Regions from separate parts of the Homo sapiens genome. Here region 1 is linked to region 2. A link is a loop called in an ENCODE intact Hi-C map of the cell type or tissue named here. Cell type or tissue: B cell. All regions are shown on one strand. Links, peaks and the distances in the headings refer to the core of each region. The heading gives the core; the rest is flanking DNA. Region 1 has its middle 25 kb from the start of DHRS4L2. Region 2 holds the start of LTB4R2 (leukotriene B4 receptor 2).

Region 1 (14,798 bases), core at 5,807-8,306, 300 kb after region 2:
GGCTGCACCCACTGTCTCACCAGTCCCAGTGAGTTGAGCCAGGTACCTCAGTTGGAAATGCAGAAATCACCTGCCTTCTGCGTTGATCTCGCTGGGAGCTGCAGACTGGAGCTGTTCCTATTTGGTCATCTTGTCAGCCACCCTTTTTATTTTTTAAAATACATTCTTGGCTAATGAGTGGTACATAATAGACCTACTTTATTCTCTCTCTTCTTTTATAAAATAGCTGTACAGTATTCTATTGTGTGGCTATTCCATAATTTATTTAGCTAGTCTCCTACTGATGGATATTTAAGTAGCTTCCAGTGTTTTGCTATTTCAAACAATGCTATGGTGAACAACATTGGATGAATATGTATTTTTGTGTGTTTGGTACAAATACATTTGTACGCTGGGCCAAAGTTTTAAATTGATGGCTATGACGGTCAAATTACCTTAAAAAAGATTTGTCAACCTAAAATAATAAAAGGGTGAGAATTGAATTTAAGGAGTGTTTATTGAAGTGCAAAGTGTGAGGATGGACCATCTGGAAACATCAAATCCAAAGGAATGCAGTCAGCATTCTGCAGTAGAGAAGTTATGGTTTCAATTATATATGCAGAGAGAGAAGAGTGTTTAGCAAAATTATAACATTATTCGTACAAGGTTGGCACATAGTTACAGCCATTTGATAGGTTAAACGCAGTGTTTCTTTTTGGGAAGGATACATTTAACATGTTTTTTAGAGGGTGTAGTAATTGTGGGTTTTTGTCATCTGGTCTAAGCAAAGCAGGACAACAATAGGAAATTAATATACAATAAGGGTCATTAATTAAGAAGGCCAGAGGTTTTTTTCCATGATGTCATTTAATTCTCTCTAGTCATTGTACAGAAGAAGAAAAATAAGAAAGCTAGTTAATCTATAATTTGAGAACAGAAGTTATAACCACATACGACTCAGATCACAGTCACGTCTCAAGGCTTAAAGTGATTTTGGGGGTTCCCACAGCTTTTAAATTTTATTTATTTTCACAGATTTAAGCAGTTTTGATGAATTTTTCCCCCTAAAGTGAATTTACCTGCTGCTGTACTCCCTTATGCATAGTATATAGAATGGCTTAAACTTTGGTGGTGGCTTAAGCTCAGTGGTAAAATGGTACCACACTTTAGGTCGCAGTGGCCAACTTGCAGAACTGCAACTTGCAGATCTGAGGCACACCCAGTTCCACTCATGTTTGTCATTGAGAATGCTGGCTCAGCACTGCCAGCCCTTGGGATATTTAAACAGAAGCTAGAAATCCGGATGGTAATAGGAAATATTTAAATTTTAAATGTTGGCCAATTATTTACTTAAAAAAGAACCCAGAAAAGAAAACAGTGAATGGATCTGTAGGTGCCAGAGGCTGACTGATATAGCCTATTTAAATGGAATGAATTATTAATTTTGTGAGATATTGCTCTATCTAGAATTTCATTTTTTATTATTATACTTTAAGTTCTAGGGCACATGTGCACAACGTGCAGGTTTTTTACATAGGTATACGTGTATCAGGTTGGTTTGCTGGATCCATCAACTCGTCATTTACATTAGGTATTTCTCCTAATGCTATCCCTCCCCCAGCCCCCCAGCCTCTAACAGACCCTGGTGTATGATGATCCCCTCTCTGTTTCCATGTGGTCTGCTTGTTCCACTTCCACCTATGAGTGAGAACATGCGGTGTTTGGTTTTCTGTCCTTGTGATATTTTGCTGAAAGTGATGATTTCCAGCTTCATCCATGTTCCTGCAAAGGACATGAACTCATCCTTTTTTATGGCTGCATAGTATTCCATGGTATACATGTGCCACATTTTCTTTATCCAGTCTATCATTGATGGGCATTTGGGTTGGTTCCAAGTTTTTGCTATTGTGAACAGTGCTGCAATAAACATATGTGTATATGTGTCTTTATAGTAGAATGATTTATGATCCTTTGGGTAGATATCCAGTAATGGGGTTGCTGGATCAATTGGTATTTCTGGTTCTAGATCCTTGAGGAATGGCCACAGTGTCTTCCACAATGGTTGAACTAATTTACACTCCCACCAACAGTCTAAAAGCCTTCCTATTTCTCCACATCCTCTCCAGCTTCTGTTATTTCCTGACTTCTTAATGTTGCCATTCCAAGTGTCATGAGATGGTATCTCATTGTGGTTTTTCTTTGCATTTCTCTGATGACCAGTGATGATGAGCATTTATTCATATGTCTGTTGGCTGTGTAAATGTCTTCTTTTGAGAAGTTTCTGTTCATACTTTTTACTCACTTTTTGATGGGGTTATTTGTTTTTTTTTTTCTTGTAATTTGTTTAAGTTCTTTGTATTCTGGATATTAGCCCTTTGTCAGATGGATAGATTGCAAGAATTTTCTCCTATTCTGTAAGTTGCCTTCTCACTCTGATGATAGTTTCTTTTGCTGTGCAGAAGCTCTTTAGTTTAGGTAGATCCCATTAGTCTATTTTGGCTTTTGTTGCCATTACTTTTGGTGTTTTTATCATGAAGTCTTTGCCCATGCCTATGTCCTGAATGGTACTGTCTAGGTTTTCTTCTAGGGTTTTTATGGTTTTAGGTCTTACATTTAAGGCTTTAATCCATCTTGAGTTAATTTTAGTATAAGGTGTAAGGAACGCATGCAGTTTCAGCTTTCTACATATGGCTAGCTAGTTTTCCCAGCACCATTTATTAAATAGGGAATCCTTTCCCCATTGCTTGTTTCTGTCAGATTTGTCAAAGATCAGATGGTTGAAGATGTGTGGTGTTATTTCTGAGGCCTCTGTTCTGTTCCATTGGTCTAGATATCTGTTTTGGTACCAGTACCATGCTGTTTTGGTTACTGTAGCCTTGCAGTATAGTTTGAAGTCAGGTAGTGTGATGCCTCCAGCTTTGTTCTTTTTGCTTATGATTGTCTTGGCTATACCAGCTCTTTTTTGGTTCCATATGAAATTTAAAGTAGTTTTTTCCAATTCTGTGAGGAAAGTCAGTGGTAGCTTGATGGGGATAGCATTGAGTCTATAATTTACTTTGGGCAATATGGCCATTTTCATGATATTGAGTCTTCCTATCCATGAGCATGGAATACTCTTCCATTTGTTTGTGTCCTCACTTATTTCCTTGAGCAGTGGTTTGTAGTTTTCCTTGAAGAGGTCCTTCACATCCCTTGTAAGTTGGATTTCTAGGTATTTTATTCTCTTTGTAGCAATTGTGAATGGGACTTCACTCATGATTTGGCTCTCTGTCTATTATTGGCATACAGGAATGCTTGTGATTTTTGCACATTGATTTTGTATCCTGAGACTTTGCTGAAGTTGCTTATCAGCTTAAGGAGATTTTGGGCTGAGATCATGGGGTTTCTAAATATACGGTGAAATCATCTGCAAACAGAGACAATTTGACTTCCTCTTTTCCTAATTGAATACCCTTTATTTCTTCCTCTTGCCTGATTGCCTTGGCCAGAACTTCCAATACTATGTTGAATAGGAGTGGTGAGATAGGGCATCCTTGTCTTGTACCAGTTTTCAAAGGGAATGCTTCCAGTTTTTGCACATTCAGTATGATATTGGCTATGGGTTTGTCATAAATAGCTCTTATTATTTTGAGTTACATTCCATGAATACCAAGTTTATGGAGAGTTTTTAGCATGAAGGGGTGTTTAATTTTGTTCGAAGGCCTTTCTGCATCTATTGAGATAATCATGTGGTGTTTGTCGGTTCTGTTTGTGTGATGGATTATGTTTGTTGATTTGCTTATGCTGAACCAGGTTTGCATCCCAGGGATGAAGCCACCTTGATCGTGGTGGATAAGCTTTTTGATGTGCCGCTGGATTCGGTTTGCCAGTATTTTATTGAGCATTTTTGCATTGATGTTCATCAGGGATACTGGCCTAAAATTTTCTTTGTTTTGTTGTGTCTCTGCCAAGCTTTGATATCCGGATGATTCTGGCATTATAAAATGAGTTAGGGAGGATTCTTTCTTTTTCTATTGATCGGTATAGTTTCAGAAGGAATGGTACCAACTCCTCTTTGTACCTCTGGTAGAATTCGGCTATGAATCCATCTGGTCCTGGACTTTTTTTGGTTTAGTAGGCTATTAATTATTGCCTCAATTTCAGAAGCTGTTATTGGTCTATTCAGCAATTCAGCTTCTTCCTGATTTAGTCTGGGGAAGGTATATGTGTCCAATAATTTATCCAATTCTTCTAGGTTTTCTAGTTTATTTGCATAGAGGTGTTTATAGTATTCTCTGATGGTAGTGTGTATTTCTGCGGGATCACTGGTGATATCACCTTTATCATTTTTTATTGTGTCTATTTGACTCTTCTCTCTTTTCTTCCTTATTAGTCTTGCTAGCAGTCCATTTTGTTGATCTTTTCAAAAATCCAGCTCCTGGATTCATTGATCCTTTGAAGGTTTTTTTTTTAATGCCTCTATTTCCTTCAGTTCTGCTCTGATCATCGTTATTTGCTGTCTTCTGCTAGCTTTTGAATTTGTTTGCTCTTGCTTCTCTAGTTCTTTTAATTTTGAGGTTAGGGTGTTGATTTTAGATCTTTCCTCCTTTCTCTTGTGGGTATTCAGTGCTGTAAATATCCATTTACACACTGTTTTAAATGTGTCCCAGAAATTCTGGTACACTGTGTCTTTGTTCTCATTGGTTTCAATGACCATGTTTATTTCTGCCTTCATTTTGTTATTTACCCAGTAGTCATTCAGGAGCAGGTTGTTCAGTTTCCATGTAGTTGTGCAGTTTTGAGTGAGTTTCTCAGTCCTGAGTTCTAATTTGATTGCACTGTGGTCTGGGAGACAGTTTGTTGTGATTGCTGTTCTTTGGCATTTGCTGAGGAGTGTTTTACTTCCAATTATGTGGTCAATTTTAGAATAAGTGTGATGTGGTGCTGAGAAGAATGTATATTGTGTTGACTTGGGGTGGAGAGTTCTGTAGATGTGTATTAGGCCTACTTGGTCTAGAGCTGAGTTCAAGTCCTGGACATCCTTATTAATTTTGTCATGTTTTCTGTCTAATATTAACAGTGGGGTGTTACTGTCTCCCATTACTATTGTATGGGAGTCTAAGCCTCTTTGTAGGTCTCTAAGAACTTGCTTTATGAATCTGGGTTCTCCTGTATTGGGTGCATATATATTTAGGATAGTTAGCTCTTCCTGTTGAACTGATTCCTTTACCATTATGTGATGGCCTTCTTTGTCTCCTTTTATCTTTGTTGGTTTAATGTCTGTTTTATCAGAGACCAGGATTGCAATCCCTGCTTTTCTTTGCTTTCCATTTGTTTGGTAGATCTTCCTCCATCCCTTTGAGAGGTGGCAGCGTGCTGGCAGCCCTCGCTCGCTCTCGGCGCCTCCTTGGCCTTGGCACCCACTCTGGCCATGCTTGAGGAGCCCTTCAGCCCATGCTGCACTGTGGGAGCCCCTTTCTGGGCTGGCCAAGACCAGAGCTGGCTCCCTCAGCTTGCAGGGAGGTGTGGAGGGAGAAGCATGGGCAGGAACTGGGGCTGTGCACAGTGCTTGCAGGCCAGCGCTAGTTCTGGGTGGGTGTGGGCTCAGTGGCACAGTGTACTGTGGAAAGCTACAGGGACCTCTGCCCTTGAAAGCGGGGTATTGTCCAAGGTTTCTCCCCATGTGATAGTCTGAAATATGGCCTCATGGGATGAGAAAGACCTGACCGTCCCCCAGCCTGACACCCATAAAGGGTCTGTGCTGAGGTGGATTAGTAAAAGAGGAAAGCATCTTGCAGTTGAGATAGAGGAAGGCCACTGTCTCCTGCCTGTCCCTGGGAACTAAATGTCTCAGTATAAATCCCGATTGTACATTTGTTCAGTTCTGAGATGAGAGAAAAACCGCCCTATGGTGGGAGGCGAGACATGTTTGCAGCAATGCTGCCTTGTTATTCTTTACTCCACTGAGATGTTTGGGTGGAGAGAAACATAAATCTGGCTTACATGCACGTCCAGTCATAGTACCTTCCCTTGAACTTAATTATGACGTAGATTCTATTCCTCACATGATTGTTGCTGACCTTCTCCTTATAATCACCCTGCCCTCCTACTACATTCCTTTTTACTGAAATGATGACAATAATAATCAATAAAAACTGAGGGAACTCAGAGACCGGTGCTGGTGCAGGTCCTTGGTATGCTGAGCGCCGGTCCCCTCGGCCCACTGTTGTTTCTCTATACTTTGTCTCTGTGTCTTATTTCTCTTTCTCAGTCTCTCATCCCACCTGACTAGAAATACCCACAGGTGTGGAGGGGCAGGCCACCCCTTCATCTGGCATCCAACATGGGGCCTTTCTCTAGGGTGAAAGTACGCTAAGTGAGTATTGAGGACAGCCAACAAGAGATTCCCGAGTACATCCACGGTCAGCCTTGCGGTAAGCTTGTGCACTTGGAGGAATCCAGGGTAACAATGGGGCAAACTGGAAGTAAATATGCCTCTTATCTCAGCTTCATTAAAATTCTCTTAAGACAGGGAGTTTAAGCTTCTACAGAGAATCTAATTATGCTATTTCAAACAATAGAACAATTCTGCCCATGGTTTCCAGAACAGGGAACTTTAGATTTAAAAGACTGGGGAAAAATTAGCAAAGAATTAAAACAAGCAAGTAGGGAAGGTAAAATCATCCCACTTACAGCATGGAATGATTGGGCTATTATTAAAGCAACTTGAGAACTATTTCAAATAGAAGAAGATAGCATTTCAGTTTCTGATGCCCCTGAAAGCTGTGTAATAGTTTGTGAAGAAGAGGTAGGAAGACAGTTCAAGAATGGAACAGAAAGTTCACATTGTAAAAATGTAGTAGAGTCTGCAATGGTTCGGTCAACACAAAATGTTGACTATAATCAATTACAGGAGGTAATATATCCTAAATCATCAAAATTGGAGGAAGGAGGTCCAGAATTATTTGGTCCATCAGAGTTTAGACCACGATGGCCAACAACTCCTTCTCCCACGGTTCAGATGCCTGTGACATTACAACCTCAAATGCCAATCCAGACACAGTATCCACAATATCAGCCGGTAGAAAATAAAACCCAACCATCAGTAGTTTATGAACACCAGCCATCAGCCGAATTTCAGTATCGGCCGTCTCCAGTGGTTCAGTATAGATCCCAGGTGTTGTGTCCTGTGCCAAATAGCAGGGCAGTATAGCAACAACCCATGGCGATGGTGTTTGATCCTACACTACCACCTAGTGGACAAGATAGTGCACTGCAAAAAATCATTGATAAAGCCAGAAAACAGGGAGATCTTGAGGCAGGGCAGTTCCTGGTAATTTTACAACCAATACCGGCTGGAAAACGGAGTCAAGCAGGAGCGTCTGTCCAAACTGAGGCTAGATATGAATCTTTCACCATGAAAATGTTAAAAGATATGAAGGAGGCAGTTAAACAATATGGACCCAACTCTCCTTATATGAGAACATTATTAGATTCCATTGCTAATGGGAATAGACTTATTCCTTATGATTGGGAAATTTTGGCTAAATCTTCTCTTTCACCCTCTCAGTATCTACAATTTAAAACCTGGTGGATTGACGGAGTACAAGAACAGGTATGGAAAAATCAGGCTACTAATCCTGTTGTTAATATAGATGCAGACCAATTGCCAGAAACAGGTCCAAATTGGAGCACTATTAACCAACAATCAGTAATGCAGAATGAGGCTATTGAACAATTAAGGGCTATTTGCCTCAGGGTCTGGGAAAAGATTCAGGACCCAGGAACCTCCTGCCCTTCTTTTAGTTCAATCAGACAAGGCTCTAAAGAGCCATATCCAGACTTTGTGGCAAGGTTGCAAGATGCAGCTCAAAAATCGATTGCAGATGATAACGCCCAAAAAGTTGTTGTAGAAATAATGGGTTATCAAAATGCAAATCCAGGATGTCAATTGGCCATAAAGCCATTAAGAGGAAAGGTTTCAGCAGGAGTTGATGTAATTACAGAATATGTGAAGGCTTGTGATGGGATTGGAGGAACTATGCATAAGGCAATGCTACTGGCTCAAGCAATTACGGGGGTTGCTTTAGGAGGACAAGTTAAAACATTTGGGGGAAAATGTTATAATTGTGGTCAAATCGGTCATCTAAAAAAGAATTGCCCAGTCTTAAATAAACAGAACAAAAATAAACAGCCACCTGGCCTGTGTCCAAAATGTGAAAGAGGAAAACACTGGGCTAAGGAATGTTGTTCTAAATTTGATAAAAATGGGCAACCATTGTCAGGAAACGAGAAGAGGGACCAGCCCCAGGCCCCGCAACAAAGTGGGGCATTCTTGATTCAGCCATTTGTTCCTCAGGGTTTTCAGGGACAACAACCCCCACAGTAAATACCACCATTCCAGGGAATCAGCCAATTACAACAATACAACAGTTATCCCCCACCACAGCAGGCAGCGCAGCAGTAGATTTATGTTCTACTCAAATGGTTTCTTCACTCCCTGGAGTGCTCCCTCAAAAGATTCCTACTGGGGTGTATGGCCTGCTGCCAGAAGGGATGGTAGGCCTTATTTTAGGAAGATCAAGTCTAAATTTAAAGGGAGTCCAAATTCATACTGGGGTAATTGATTCAGATTATAAAGGGGAAATTCAGTTAGTGATCAGCTCTGCTGTTCCCTGGAGTGCCAATCCAGGTGATAGAATTGCTCAATTATTGCTTTTGCCTTATATTAAAATTGGGAATAGCAAAACAGAAAGAACAGGAGGGTTTGGAAGTACCAACCCTGCTGGAAAAGTTGTTTATTGGGCTAGTCAGCTCTCAGAGAATAGACCTGTGTGTACAGTCACTATTCAGGGAAAGCAGTTTGAAGGATTAGTGGCTACTGGGGCTGATGTTTCTATTATTGTCTTAAATCAATGGCCAAAAAATTGTCCTAAACAAAAGCCTGTTACAGGATTTGTTGGTGTGGGCACCGCCTCAGAAGTGTATCAAAGTGCCATGATTTTACATTGTCTAGGCCCTAATAATCAAGAGAGTACAGTTCAGCCTATGATTATTTCTATTCCAATTAACTTATGGGGCCGAGACTTGTTAGAACAGTGGCATGCAGAGATTACTATTCCAGTCTCCCTATACAGCCCCACGAGTCAAAAAATCATGACTAAAATGGGATATCTCTCTGGTAAAGGACTAGGGAAAAATGGAGAAGGCATTAAAGTCCCAATTGAGGCTAAAAAAATCCAAAAAAAAAAAAAAAAAAGAAATAGGGTATCCTTTTTAGGAGTGGCCACTGTAGAGCCTCCAAAACCCATTCCATTAACTGGGAAAACAGAAAAGCCTGTATGGGTAAATCAGTGGCCACTACCAAAGCAAAAACTGGAGGCCTTACACTTAGTGGCAAAGGAACAATTAGAAAAGGGAAACATTGAGCCTTCATTTTCACCTTGGCATTCTCCTGCGTTTGTAATTCAGAAAAAATCAGGCAGATGGTGCATCCTAACTGATTTGAGAGCCATCAATGCAGTAATTCAACCCATGGGGACTCTCCAACTTGGGCTGCTTTCTCCGGCCATGATCCCCAAAGATTGGCCTTTAATTATAATTGAGCTAAAGGATTGCGTTTTTACCATTCCTCTGGCAAAATAGGATTTAAAAAAATTTGCTTTTACTATACCAGCCATAAATAATAAAAAACCAGCCACCAGATTTCAGCGGAAAGTGTTGCCTCAGGGAATGCTTAATAGTCCAACTATTTGTCAGACTTTTGTAGCTCAAGTTCTTCAACCAGTTAGAGACAAGTTTTCAGACTGTTATATTATTCATTATGTTGATGATATTTTGAGTGCTGCAGAAACGAGAGACAAATTAATTGACTGTTACACATTTCTGCAGACAGAGGTTGCAAACGCAGGCCTGACAATAGCATCTGATAACATTCAGACCTCCACTCCTTTTCATTATTTGGGAAAGACCAACAGAGAAAAAAGAGAAACTGGGAAAGAAAGGAAGAGAGAAAGTGAGAAGAGAAATCAGAAAGAGAAAGGAGAGAAAACGGCAGATGTGGAGAGCCAGGGAGAAAAAGAAAAAGAAAAAGAGACTGAGTGTGAAGGAGAGAGGACACGGGATGACAGACAGAGAGAGAGAGAGAGAGAGAGAAAGAGAGGGAGAAAATGAGTAAGAGAGAGACTGGAAAAGACAGAGATCAGAGAAAGACACAGAAGGTGAGACTGGGGAAAAAAATAATGTAAAAGAGAAAGACAGAGATCAGAGAGAGACACAGAAAGTGAGACTGGGAAAAGAAATAGTGTAAAAGGAAGAAAAAGAGAAAAAGAGAGAGAGACCATAAGAGAAGGGAGACAATGAAACAAAAAGTGCGAGTGAGCAGGTGAGGAGAAAGATTGAAAACTATGAGAAACAACAACTAAGAGACAAAGGAGAAGGGAGACTGCCTGGGTGCCGGAGCACCCACACTGTCCTCTTGCCCCCATCACTTGGGTTAAAACCATTGGAAATTCCACTATTGCAAATTTTGTATTAATCCTTGTATGTCTGCCCTCTCTATTGTTAGTCTACAGGTGTATCCAGCAGTTCCAGAAAGACAGTGACCAGCAAAAACAGGCCATGGTGACAATGACAGTTTTGTCAAAAAGAAAAGGGGGATATGTAGGGAAAAGAAAGAGAGATCAGACTGTTACCGTGTCTATGTAGAAAGGGAAGACATAAGAGACTACATTTTGAAAAAGACCTGTACTTTAAATAATTGCTTTTCTGAGATGTTGTTAATTTTTAGCTTTGCCCCAGCCACTTTGACCCAACCACTTTGACCCAACCTGGAGCTCACAAGAACATGTGTTGTATGAAATCAAGGTTTAAGGGATCTAGGACTGTGTAGGACGTGCCTTGTTAACAAAATGTTTACAAGCAGTATACTTGGTAAAAGTCATCGCCATTCTCTAGTCTCAATAAACCAGGGGCACAGTGCACTGCAGAAAGCCGCAGGGACCTCTGCCCTTGAAAGCAGGGTATTGTCCAAGGTTTCTCCCCATGTGATAGTCTGAAATATGGCCTCCTGGGATGAGAAAGACCTGACTGTCCCCCAGCCCGACACCCATAAAGGGTCTGTGCTGCGGTGGGTTAGTAAAAAAGGAAGGCCTCTTGCAGTTGAGATAGAGGAAGGCCACTGTCTCCTGCCTGCTCCTGGGAACTAAAAGTCTCGGTATAAATCCCGATTGTACATTTGTTCAGTTCTGAGATGAGAGAAAAACCGCCCTATGGTGGGAGGCGAGACATGTTTGCAGCAATGCTGCCTCGTTATTCTTTACTCCACCGAGATGTTTGGGTGGAGAGAAACATAAATCTGGCTTACGTGCATGTCCAGTCATAGTACCTTCCCTTGAACTGAATTATTAGATTCTATTGCTCACGTTTGTTGCTGACCTTCTCCTTATTATCACCCTGCCCTCCTACTACATTCCTTTTTACTGAAATAATGACGATAATAATCAATAAAAACTGAGGGAACTCAGAGACCGGTGCCGGTGCAAGTCCTTGGTATGCTGAGCGCCGGTCCCCTGGGCTCACTGTTGTTTCTCTATACTTTGTCTCTGTGTCTTATTTCTCTTTCTCAGTCTCTCGTCCCACCTGACTAGAAATACCCACAGGTGTGGAGGGGCAAGCCACCCCTTCAAACAGTAGCAACCTGCTTGGGTCCCCTTCCACACTGTGGAAGCTTTGTTCTTTCGCTCTTTGCAATAAATCTTGCTGCCCCTCACTCTTTGGGTCCACACGGCCTTTATGAGCTGTAACACTCATCGTGAAGGTCTGCAGCTTCACTCCTGAGGCCAGTGAGGCCACGAACCCAGTGGGAGGAATGAACAACTCCGGATGGGAGGAACGAACAACTCCAGACATGCCGCCTTAAGAGCTGTAACACTCACTGTGAAGGTCCGCAGCTTCACTCCTGAAGCCAGCGAGACCACGAACCCACCAGAAGGAAAAAACTCTGAACGTGTCTGAACATCAGAAGGAACAAACTCCGGACACGCTGCCTTTAAGGACTGTAACACTCACTGCGAGGGTCCGTGGCTTCATTCTTGAAGTCAGTGAGACCAAGAACCCACCAATTCCAGACACACCTTCATTTTGAGCCTATGTGTGTCTTTGCACGTGAGATTGGGTCTCCTGAATACAGCACACCATATGGGTCTTGATTCTTTATCCAATTTGCCAGTCAGTGTCTTTTAATTGGGGCATTTATCCCATTTACATTGAAGGTTAGTATTGTTATATGTGAATTTGATCCTGTCATGACGTTAGCTGGTTATTTTGCCCATTAATTGATGCAGTTTCTTCATAGCATCAATGGTCTTTACAATTTCGTATGTTTTTGCAGTGGCTGGTACTGGTTGTTCCTTTCCATGTTTAGTGCTTCCTTCAGGAGCTCTTATTGTAAGGCAGGCCTGGTGGTGACAAACTCTCTCAGCATCTGCTTGTCTGTAAAGGATTTTATTTCTCCTTCACTTACGAAGCTTAGTTTGGCTGGATATGAAATTCTAGTTCCAAAAATCTTTTCTTTCAGAATGTTGAATATTGGTCCCGACTCTCTTCTGGTTTGTATGGTTTCTGCTGAGAGATCTGCTGTTAGTCTGATGGGCTTCCCTTTGTTGGTAACCCAACCTTTCTCTCTGGCTGCCCTTAACCTTGCTGAATCTGACAATTATGTGTCTTGGGGTTGCTCTTCTCAAGGAGTGTCTTTGTGATGTTCTCTGTATTTCCTGAATTTGAATGTTTCTTTTTTCTTTTCTTGTCTCTAATCTTGTGTTCTCACTTTATTTCATTAATTTTATATTCAATCACTGATATCCTTTCTTCCACTTGATTGAATCAGCTATTGAAGCTTGTGTATCCTTCATGAAGTTCTTGTACTGTGGTTATCAGCTCCATCAGGTCATTTAAGCTCTTCTCTAGATTCTTCATTCTAGTTAGCCATTCGTTTAACATTTTGTCAAGGTTTTTAGCTTCCTTGCAATGGGTTAGAACATGCTCCTTTAGCTGGGTGTAGTTTGTTATTACTGACCTTCTGAAGCTTACGTCTGTCAAGTCATCAAACTTATTCTCCATCCAGTTTTGTTCCCTTGCTGGTGAGGACTTGTATTCCTTTGGAAGAGAAGAGACGTTCTGATTTCTGGAAGTTTCAGCCTTTTTGCTCTGGTTTCTCTCCATCTTTGTGGTTTTATCTACCTTTGGTCTTTGATGTTGGTGACCTATGGATGGGGTTTTAGTGTGGATGTCCTTTCCTGTTCTGATGTTGATGCTGTCCTTTGCTGATGTTGATGCTATTCCTTTCTGTTTGTTAGTTTTCCTTCTAACAGGCCCCTCAGCTGCAGGTCTTTGGGGGTTTGCTGGAAGTCCATTCCAGACCTTATTTTCTTGGGTATCAGTAGAGGAGGCTGCAGAACAGCAAATATTGCTGCCTGATCCTTCTTCTGGAAGCTTTGTTCCACAGGGGCACCCACCTGTATGAGGTGTCTCTCTGCCCCTACTGGGCGGTGTTTTTCAGTCAAGCTACATGGGGGTCAGGGACCCACTTGGGGAGGCAGTCTGTCCGTTATCGGAGCACGAACTCCGTGCTGGGAGAACCACTGCTGTCTTTAGAGATGTCAGGCAAGGACACTGAAGTCTGCAGAAGCTGTCTGCTGCCTTTTGCTCAGATATGCCCTGGCCCCTGAGGTGGAATCTGGAGAGGCAGTAGGCCTTGCTGAGCTGCGGTGGGTTCCGCCCAGTTAGAGCTTCCCTGCAGCTTTGTTTACACTGTGATCATAGAACGCCTACTGAAGCCTTAGCAATGGAGGACTTCCCTCCCCCACGGCCCCGTTAATTGATGCAGTTTCCGCACCCCCCCCACGGCCCTCTCCACCCTACCTGTCAAGCTCCAGCTCCAGCGGAGGATGCTCCAGGGACAGCGATGTCAGGACTGAGATGCAGGGGCTGCCTTAGAGTCTGGATGCATGGGGTAGCGGGGTGTGAGGCACCGGGCCGGGGTGCAGGGCCGGAAGGAACGTGCTGGATCTGGGATGCTACCAGACGGGGCGTCCCAAAGACCGAGGCAGTCCCGTACCTTACAACTCTCAGATGAGCTCCACGGTGGGCTTGGCCACCGTGACCCCTACTGCCGAGGCTGCTGCAGAGGAGCCGCCGCCACCCACACCGCTGTGGAGCAGCCGCACATGCTAGACTCCGCTTCAGTAAAGCCCGGGCGGTGAGTGCCGCCGCAGAGGCGAGCCCGCTCCAGACAGTGGCGGTTGCGTGAGCGCCCCTCCCCCCACCGGGCTTTGGAGCGCGGGCTCCCACGCCGGCCCGGAGAGCTGCCCGACTGAGCATGCGCGTCGCGCTGCCGAGCCTCCTGAGAGCCCGCGGGCTGGCGCCGACCTTTCTTGCCGGCTCCGGCGTGAGAGGCCCGTCGGTGTGAGAGGCTCAGCGTGTGTCGCCCAGTGTCAGTGCCTTTGGGGCGGGGGACAGCGTCCCCACTTTCCTTCTACTGAATCCTCGGGCCCGTGGGCAGAACCCATTTCTTTTGTTTGTGGGCCTGGGTACCTTGCAGGGCCTTTCTCTATTCCCCACCGGCTCAGGACCCATCCAGCTTGTACTTGCTGACTCGGGAGGGAACTCGGGACGTAGGGCCATGCGGGGAGAGGACCTGGCCTGATCTGGGAGGCAAGGGGCGGGGAGGTGTTAGAGAGTTCATCCTTCCCCACTCTCTCCGGGCTCGCGCTGCCTCGGGGATTCCCGTGGCGTCCTGGGAGTTCCCGTGCCACCTTCCTTCCAGCTGGCAGCTCTGCAGA
Region 2 (6,265 bases), core at 539-3,038:
CCTTTCTTCCCCACACCCAGGACCAGGCACTCTAAGCATACTCCCTGCTGTTCTAGTTCACAGGTGCTAGTTCATCCCAGTTTTGGTAGCCCTAGCATGACCCTGGGGACTGGGTTTCTTTTGCTGTTTTGACTTCTGTCTGGGAAGCAGGGAGGTGTGAGCAGTCGCTAAAGTAGAGCCTGGGGTGATGGTCAGGGTAGCCACTTGAGCGGCCAACCATCTCAGTTTGTTGGGAAACCGGCAGGGCTGGGACAAGGAGTTTTCAGTGCTTAAACTGGGAAAGTTCCAGGCCAACTGGGATGAGCTGGTCACCTTAGTGACCACAGATGTGTACTTGTGGATGTCCCCTGAAAAGAATCCCATTCTACATCCCCCAATCAAAGGGGTCAGGATCTAGAACCGTTTTTAGACCTAGATAAGGATTCCAAAAGGTGGGGGCAGAGAAGTATTGGGGAACGGGCTAGGAATAGCTAGCAGCATCTTAGAAGGAGCCCAGACTTGGCAAAGAGAAAAAGAATATGTGGCACTTCTCTGAAAAATTATTCCTGTCCTCTAAATATTCCTGCCATTCCTCATACCCCAATGGCCAACCTCCAAACTTCCCTGACTGAGTGCTTGCTCCTGGCTCCTTTTCACGTCAGGTGGCCTTTGCAGGGAGGATCAGATGGTCAGGGGGCAAGGTAAGTCTCAGACTCCCAGGGCCCCTACACCACTGTCCACTCCTTGTGTGCCTGTCTCATACTCACTGGACCAAATACAAGACAGGCAGGAAAACTTCCTTTTCAAACCCCACAGATTCATTTTCCCCTTCAGAGCCATTTCCTCCTCAGAGGCTTTTATAAGCCTCAGAGAATGGATCCCATTCCTACCCCTCATCCAAGCTCCCATACCTCTCCTTCCATTTTCTCCTTTATTTCCAGAGTGGTTCTATGGGTTGGCCTGTGGAACCAGGGCACCTGGGCTGAGGAGGGCAGGTCAAGATGCCACTGAAGGCTGGCACTGCCCAGCCTGGCTTGACCCAGCAGGGAACTAGGTGGCTTCAGTACAACTCAGGCATGAAGAACCACCAGGGGAAGCACACTTAAGTCATCATCTAATGGCTTCCCAGTGTATTTCACAATAACAGCTATTGGCAACAAGTAAGCAATGCTGGCACATGGGTACATGCCAACTTGCAAGCACACAATAGTCCTTAACAGGGACCATCACCACCCTCATAATCCCTCAGTTTGGAGGAGCCTGGGCCTGCCCCAAGTGTATAGTAATCCTACCCAGCCAGATCCAAACTCTAGTCAAAGAAGGGTCCCCAAATGTCCCAGAACACTGACCTCTGGAGGGTGGGTGGGGGGTGGAAAGGGACAGGGAAGGGCAGCAGGTTGTAGGGTCTGCTGTCAAAGGTCCCATTCCGGACCGTCCTTCTCCATCCCACCCCCCGGGTCTCCATTGCCGCGGCCCTGCCCCACCACTTTCAGCTGAGGGGTAGTTCGGAGCTCCATGGTCCCTTCCCTAGAGCGGCCGCCCCCTCGGGCCTCCCCAGAGCCTTCGAAGAGCCGCGTGAGGAAACGGGGACCTGCCCGGGGCAGCAGATCTCCAGCGGTGAAGACGTAGAGCACCGGGTTGACGCTAGAACTGAAGAAGGCCAAGGCCGTAGTTCCCGCTCGCGCCGCCTGGCCGGCTCCGCCCAGCTTCGCCAAGGCCCCTTCCGGTGGAGCCAGCGCTGCGACCGCCTGCAGAAGGTTGACTGCGTGGTAGGGGGCCCAGAGCAAGCCGAAGGCAAGCACGATGGCGCTCACCAGCCGGCCCACCCGCGCCCCGTGCCGCCCGGAGCCCCAGCGGGCGCCCCGCAGCCGTGCCAGCGTCACGCTGTAGCAGCCGAGCATCAGCCCGAAAGGAAGCACGAAAGCGGTCAGAGTCTCCAGGCTCAGGTGGGCGGCGGCGTGGACCGGCGACGGGTGGCACAGCTGGCATACGCGGTCCCTCCACAGGTGGCGGTAGACGGCGGCCGGGACGGCGAGCAACAGGGCGGCCAGCCAGACCGCCAGCAGCAGGCGGCGGGCCAGGGCCGGGCTGCGCAGCCGAGGCGCCAGGAAGGGGCGGGTGACTGCGAGGCAGCGCTGCAGGCTGAGCAGGCCGGTGAGCAGCACGCTGGCGTACATGCTGAGCGCGCACACGTAGTACACCGCCTTGCAGCCCGCCTGGCCCAGCGGCCAGGCCTGCCGGGTCAGGAAGGCCACAAAGAGCGGCGTGAGCAGCAGCACCGCGCCGTCGGCCAGCGCCAGGTGCAGCACAAGCGTGGCCGCCAGCGGTCGCCCCCGTGCAGGCCGCCAGCCCGCCAAGCTCCACACCACGAAGCCGTTGCCAGGCAGCCCCAGCAGCGCCGCCAGCAGCAGGAAGGCTGTGCCTGTGGCCCGCGAAGTCTTCCAGCTCAGCAGTGTCTCGTTCCCTGGGGGACGGTAGCAGACCGACATCCTTCTGGGCCTACAGGTGGGTGGAAGGCGCCACAGAGGGCGTTCAGGGGTGGGGCAAAACCCCACCTGTGATGCCCGATGAGAAGGTGCCATGCCTCCTCCTTACTTCCCTGCAGCCTGCCTCTTTTCTGCCTGGGAGTCCTGACTTCCACGAGGACCCAGACCCCACCTCAAACACAACTCCTTCTTGGAACCCAGATCCCCTGCTCCCAGTCAGTTGACCTGCCCCACTCCTGGCCTCCTTCCCAGAGCTCAGTGGTAAACAGGCATAAAGTCATCACCCCAGGCTGTCACTATCTCTACCACCACTCCTCTAGTCTGGCCCCTCCTTCTTTGTCCAGCCCCATTCTAGCACATCTGGGCAAAACTGGATGGTGGGGTGTAAAGGGACGTGCACAGATCTACTTACCAAGCTGGGAGCAAGCAGGATTGGGGGCCTGGAGAAGCTGAAAGGTTAAGCAGCAGTAGGCGAGGTGCCTACTCCTGTCCTGTGCCTATCACATTTGCAGAGGGTAAGACAAGAATGGGGAGGGACAAGATGAGGCTCATCCTGGGCCTCTCCTGGGGCCCCTCCCTCACCCTGCTCCTTCCCATCACCAACGCACCCAGGCGTCCAGGCATGTGAGAGCCTGCCTTGCCAGGAAACAGCACAAGCTGAAGTGGGGCAGTAAGATTCCCTGGTGGTGGAAGGAAATAGGAGGACTCTGCTGAATCCTGGTCCTGCTTCTGTTCTCATCCCTCCCCCAGCTCTGGCCCCAATCCTCCCAGCCCACCTTCTGCAGTGTGTATGTTGCCTGGTCTCTCTGGCCTGCAGAGGTGACCCAAACAACTCAGTCCCCCACCTGCCTTATCCTTGCCTGTTTCCAGTCTCCTGGTCCGGCTGAGCCCCTGGCCTCCTACCTCCTCCCACCTCTTGCCTCAGGCCCTGCCCCAGTCACTCCACCCTCAGGGCTCTCACCGGGCTGTCAATGACAGCTTTTCCATGTAAGGCATGGTGCTAGGTTCCAGGAGGAACAGGGGATGCATGGAGGCATAATGGTTAGGGAGTCATGACACACAACCATGAAGAGGCCCCATTACCAGGCTGCACCAGGATACAAGACAAGAAAGGAAAGGATGAGTAGGGACATACTAAGAAGCAGCCCTCTCCTCTTGGAAAAGTCAAGCAAAACTTGGAAATGAAGAGATTTGAGGGGGGCCTGGCAGATGGATAGAGCTGGGGGAAGGGAAAAGAAAGGCCTCTGCTCAAGTAACAGCCAGAACTTGAGGTTGCTTGGGGAGGGCACCAGGAGCACTGTCTTAGTTTGGGTTCTTCCAAAGCAGAGCTTGAGCTAAGGGCTTGGGTACAGGTGATCCTGTATTCTTGAGCTAAGGGCTTGGGTACAGGTGATCCTGTATTTGGGAGGTTAACTCAGGAAGTGAGGGCATAAGGTAAAACAAGAGAGAGGAAAGCCATTAAGAGTATGTTAAGTCCCTTCAGTAGGCCTTGGGAACCTCTGAGAAAAGTATAGATTGCCCAAGACAAAAGACTGGCAGGGTGATCAGTCCAAAGCATTTATTAGGAGAATGTACTTAATGAGTGGGCTACAGCGTATCCTCACAACAGACAGTGAGAGAGAGTTGTTCTACCTGGGTATATCCAAAACAAGGGGGTCAGGGTATGGAGTTTACGAGGGTTCAAGGTATTTGGTTCAGGGCCAGGGCCAGTTTTTTTCAGTGTTTTGGGCAACAACCTGAATACCTTTTCAAGGCTCTGGCTTGGGCTCAAGCCTGCAGGGGAAATGCAACTGGCCAGGTCACAGGGCAATCAAGTTACTCTGTGTTTCTTTGTCAGGACACAGAAAAAAAGTGGGGAAGCTGGGGGACCCTACAAGGATCCTTGGCAGGAAAGCAGGGATTGTGTTCATTTGAGGGTTTCACTGTCAGTGAGAGTCTCAGCTTCCATGCAACTGTCCATCACGGCTGCAACTGAAATCAGAGCTGGGACACAGCGCACCAGAAGCTAAAGTCTTGATGCCATCAAAGGACATCCCTGCCCCATTCACATCTCTGTCACGTCCACTAATCGGCAAAAGGAGAAAAGTGAGAGAAGATGACCTAAGTGTGACTGCAGCAGGCAGCTCTGGAAAATGAAGCCAGAGCAGTGAGCCAGCCCCTCCTCCGACCAAGGAGGAAGGAAAGAGCAGGTAAGCAGGAAGGCCAGTGTCCCAGACAGGACCCTAATGATCCTGAATCCATGTATCAGGATCCATCCTCTCCTTACACCCTTCCTGGACACAGTCTCACCTCTCATTTTCCAAAGCCCTGCCATGCTGCCATCCCACTTCCCCACACTCTGCCCCGGGTTCCCTTTTCCTAAAGCTGCAGCTTATGGCTTCTCCAGTAGGTGGCAGCACACACAGAGCCACTCATAAACTGCAGCTTCTCAGAGCCTGAGAGCCAGAAACCGTCCCCAGAAATTCCCTCCATAGAAATAAAAAAACACCAGAAGTCACATTTCATCCTTTTACATGGTTCCCATCTACCCTCACAACACATGTCATCACCAAAGACACACATACAAGCTCCAATGGCTTTTGCCAGGCAATTCTTCCTCCAGGACCCCATCTGGCCCCTCCCTCATCCCTCCCCTTGGACTTTGCCCTTCTTACTGGCCAGGCAGGGGGGCCAGAGTCCAGGCTTGACTCATTCCCACCTTGTCCTGGGCTGAGATCCCAGGTTTGTAACAGAAAACACCACTAAAGCCCCAGCACAGGAGAGAACCACCCAGCCCAGAAGTTCCAGGGAAGGAACTCTCCGGTCCACCATGGAGTACCTCTCAGCTCTGAACCCCAGTGACTTACTCAGGTGACTGCTAACCCTCCGCTCTACCCTCCACCTTTAGGGGATATAGGCAGGGCAACAATACTCCACTCAGCCCCTAGGAGACTAACCAGTACCCCTTCCTCTCCTGCTCCCCACTCCACAGTGGGCTTGTCAAGCTCCTGAGCCACCCGCCCCCACCTGCACTCCATGGTCTCTCCCTCATCCCTAATCGATAAACCTAGATCTCTCCCTCCCTAGCCCTCTAGCCACTCTACCCTCATCATGCCCTTTACACTCACCAAGCCCCTCCTCGCCCCTTCTTGACTTTTCTTCTCAACTACCAGGTCAGTATCTAATATAAGCTCGGAGTTTGGACGGAGGGTCTGGACCTCAGCTCCACCACCCCAGCGACCTTTCCGTGTCTGTGATCACAAGCGGACCATCCGGAAAGGCCTGACAGCTGCCACCCGCCAGGAGCTGCTAGCCAAAGTAAGTAGGCCAAGTTCCTCGGTTCCTATAGCAGGGGTAGCCAAGGGGCTCCACAACAGTGGCAACTTGTGATGATGGAGCAGAGGGCTGAAGTCACACAGCTGCCCCTCCCTCTGAGGGCTAAAAGCAGCGGAGTGGGCCTAATGAGCTCTGGTCAATTTGTTCATTTTCCACCGAGTGAGCTTTTCTATGGGAGCAGGGGTTAGCAGGAGATAGGGAGAGTTCGAGGGACAGAATTCAGAAGCTAGTATGGAAAGGTGATTTGTGTGACAAATCAAGTTCAAATTCTGATTCTGCCACTTCCTGCCTGTCAAACCTTGGGAAGTTGTTCAACCTACCAAAACCTCAGTTTCTTCAACTATAAAAAGGCAATAATAATACATCACCTCCTAGGGTTGTTGAAAGGAGTAAGAGGATAATGTAGGTAAAGTCCTCATACCTGGCACAGAGTAAGGACTCAAAAAGGTTAAACACTATTACTGAAAACACTTCTGGAGAACTCT

Evidence for each region. Peaks named below come from ENCODE experiments on the same cell type or tissue, not always from the same donor. Only the 100,000 strongest peaks of a DNase experiment are listed, where the experiment ranks them.
Region 1: a loop joins it to region 2, with 5 times the contacts of the local background. A loop is called at or near these places in 2 of 110 quality-filtered maps.

Annotation. Positions count from the first base shown.
Region 1 is chr14:24,006,542-24,021,339 of GRCh38, reverse strand. It overlaps the pseudogene DHRS4L1. Among named protein-coding and RNA genes, the nearest start is that of DHRS4L2, 25 kb to the right of the region's middle. In B cell, for the core only: CTCF peaks have their summits at 7,010 and 7,216 (motif pointing left); a DNase peak (open chromatin) is centred at 7,189.
Region 2 is chr14:24,306,868-24,313,132 of GRCh38, reverse strand. LTB4R2 (leukotriene B4 receptor 2) reads right to left here and starts at 2,993. Exons shown (of 2, transcript NM_019839.5): 1 at 2,878-2,993; 2 at 1,095-2,478. The coding sequence starts at 2,468. The coding sequence ends at 1,392. It overlaps LTB4R (leukotriene B4 receptor), which reads right to left and starts at 1,631. Exons shown (of 2, transcript NM_001143919.3): 1 at 1,329-1,631. NOP9 (NOP9 nucleolar protein) reads right to left here. Exons shown (of 10, transcript NM_174913.3): 10 at 4,009-6,265. CIDEB (cell death inducing DFFA like effector b) reads left to right here and starts at 5,156. Exons shown (of 5, transcript NM_001393339.1): 1 at 5,156-5,315; 2 at 5,618-5,762. The coding sequence starts at 5,275. RefSeq lists silencers at 1,718-1,847, 2,048-2,147. In B cell, for the core only: CTCF peaks have their summits at 1,813 and 2,018; DNase peaks (open chromatin) are centred at 1,153 and 2,142; H3K4me3 peaks cover 1,968 bases; H3K27ac peaks cover 2,169 bases.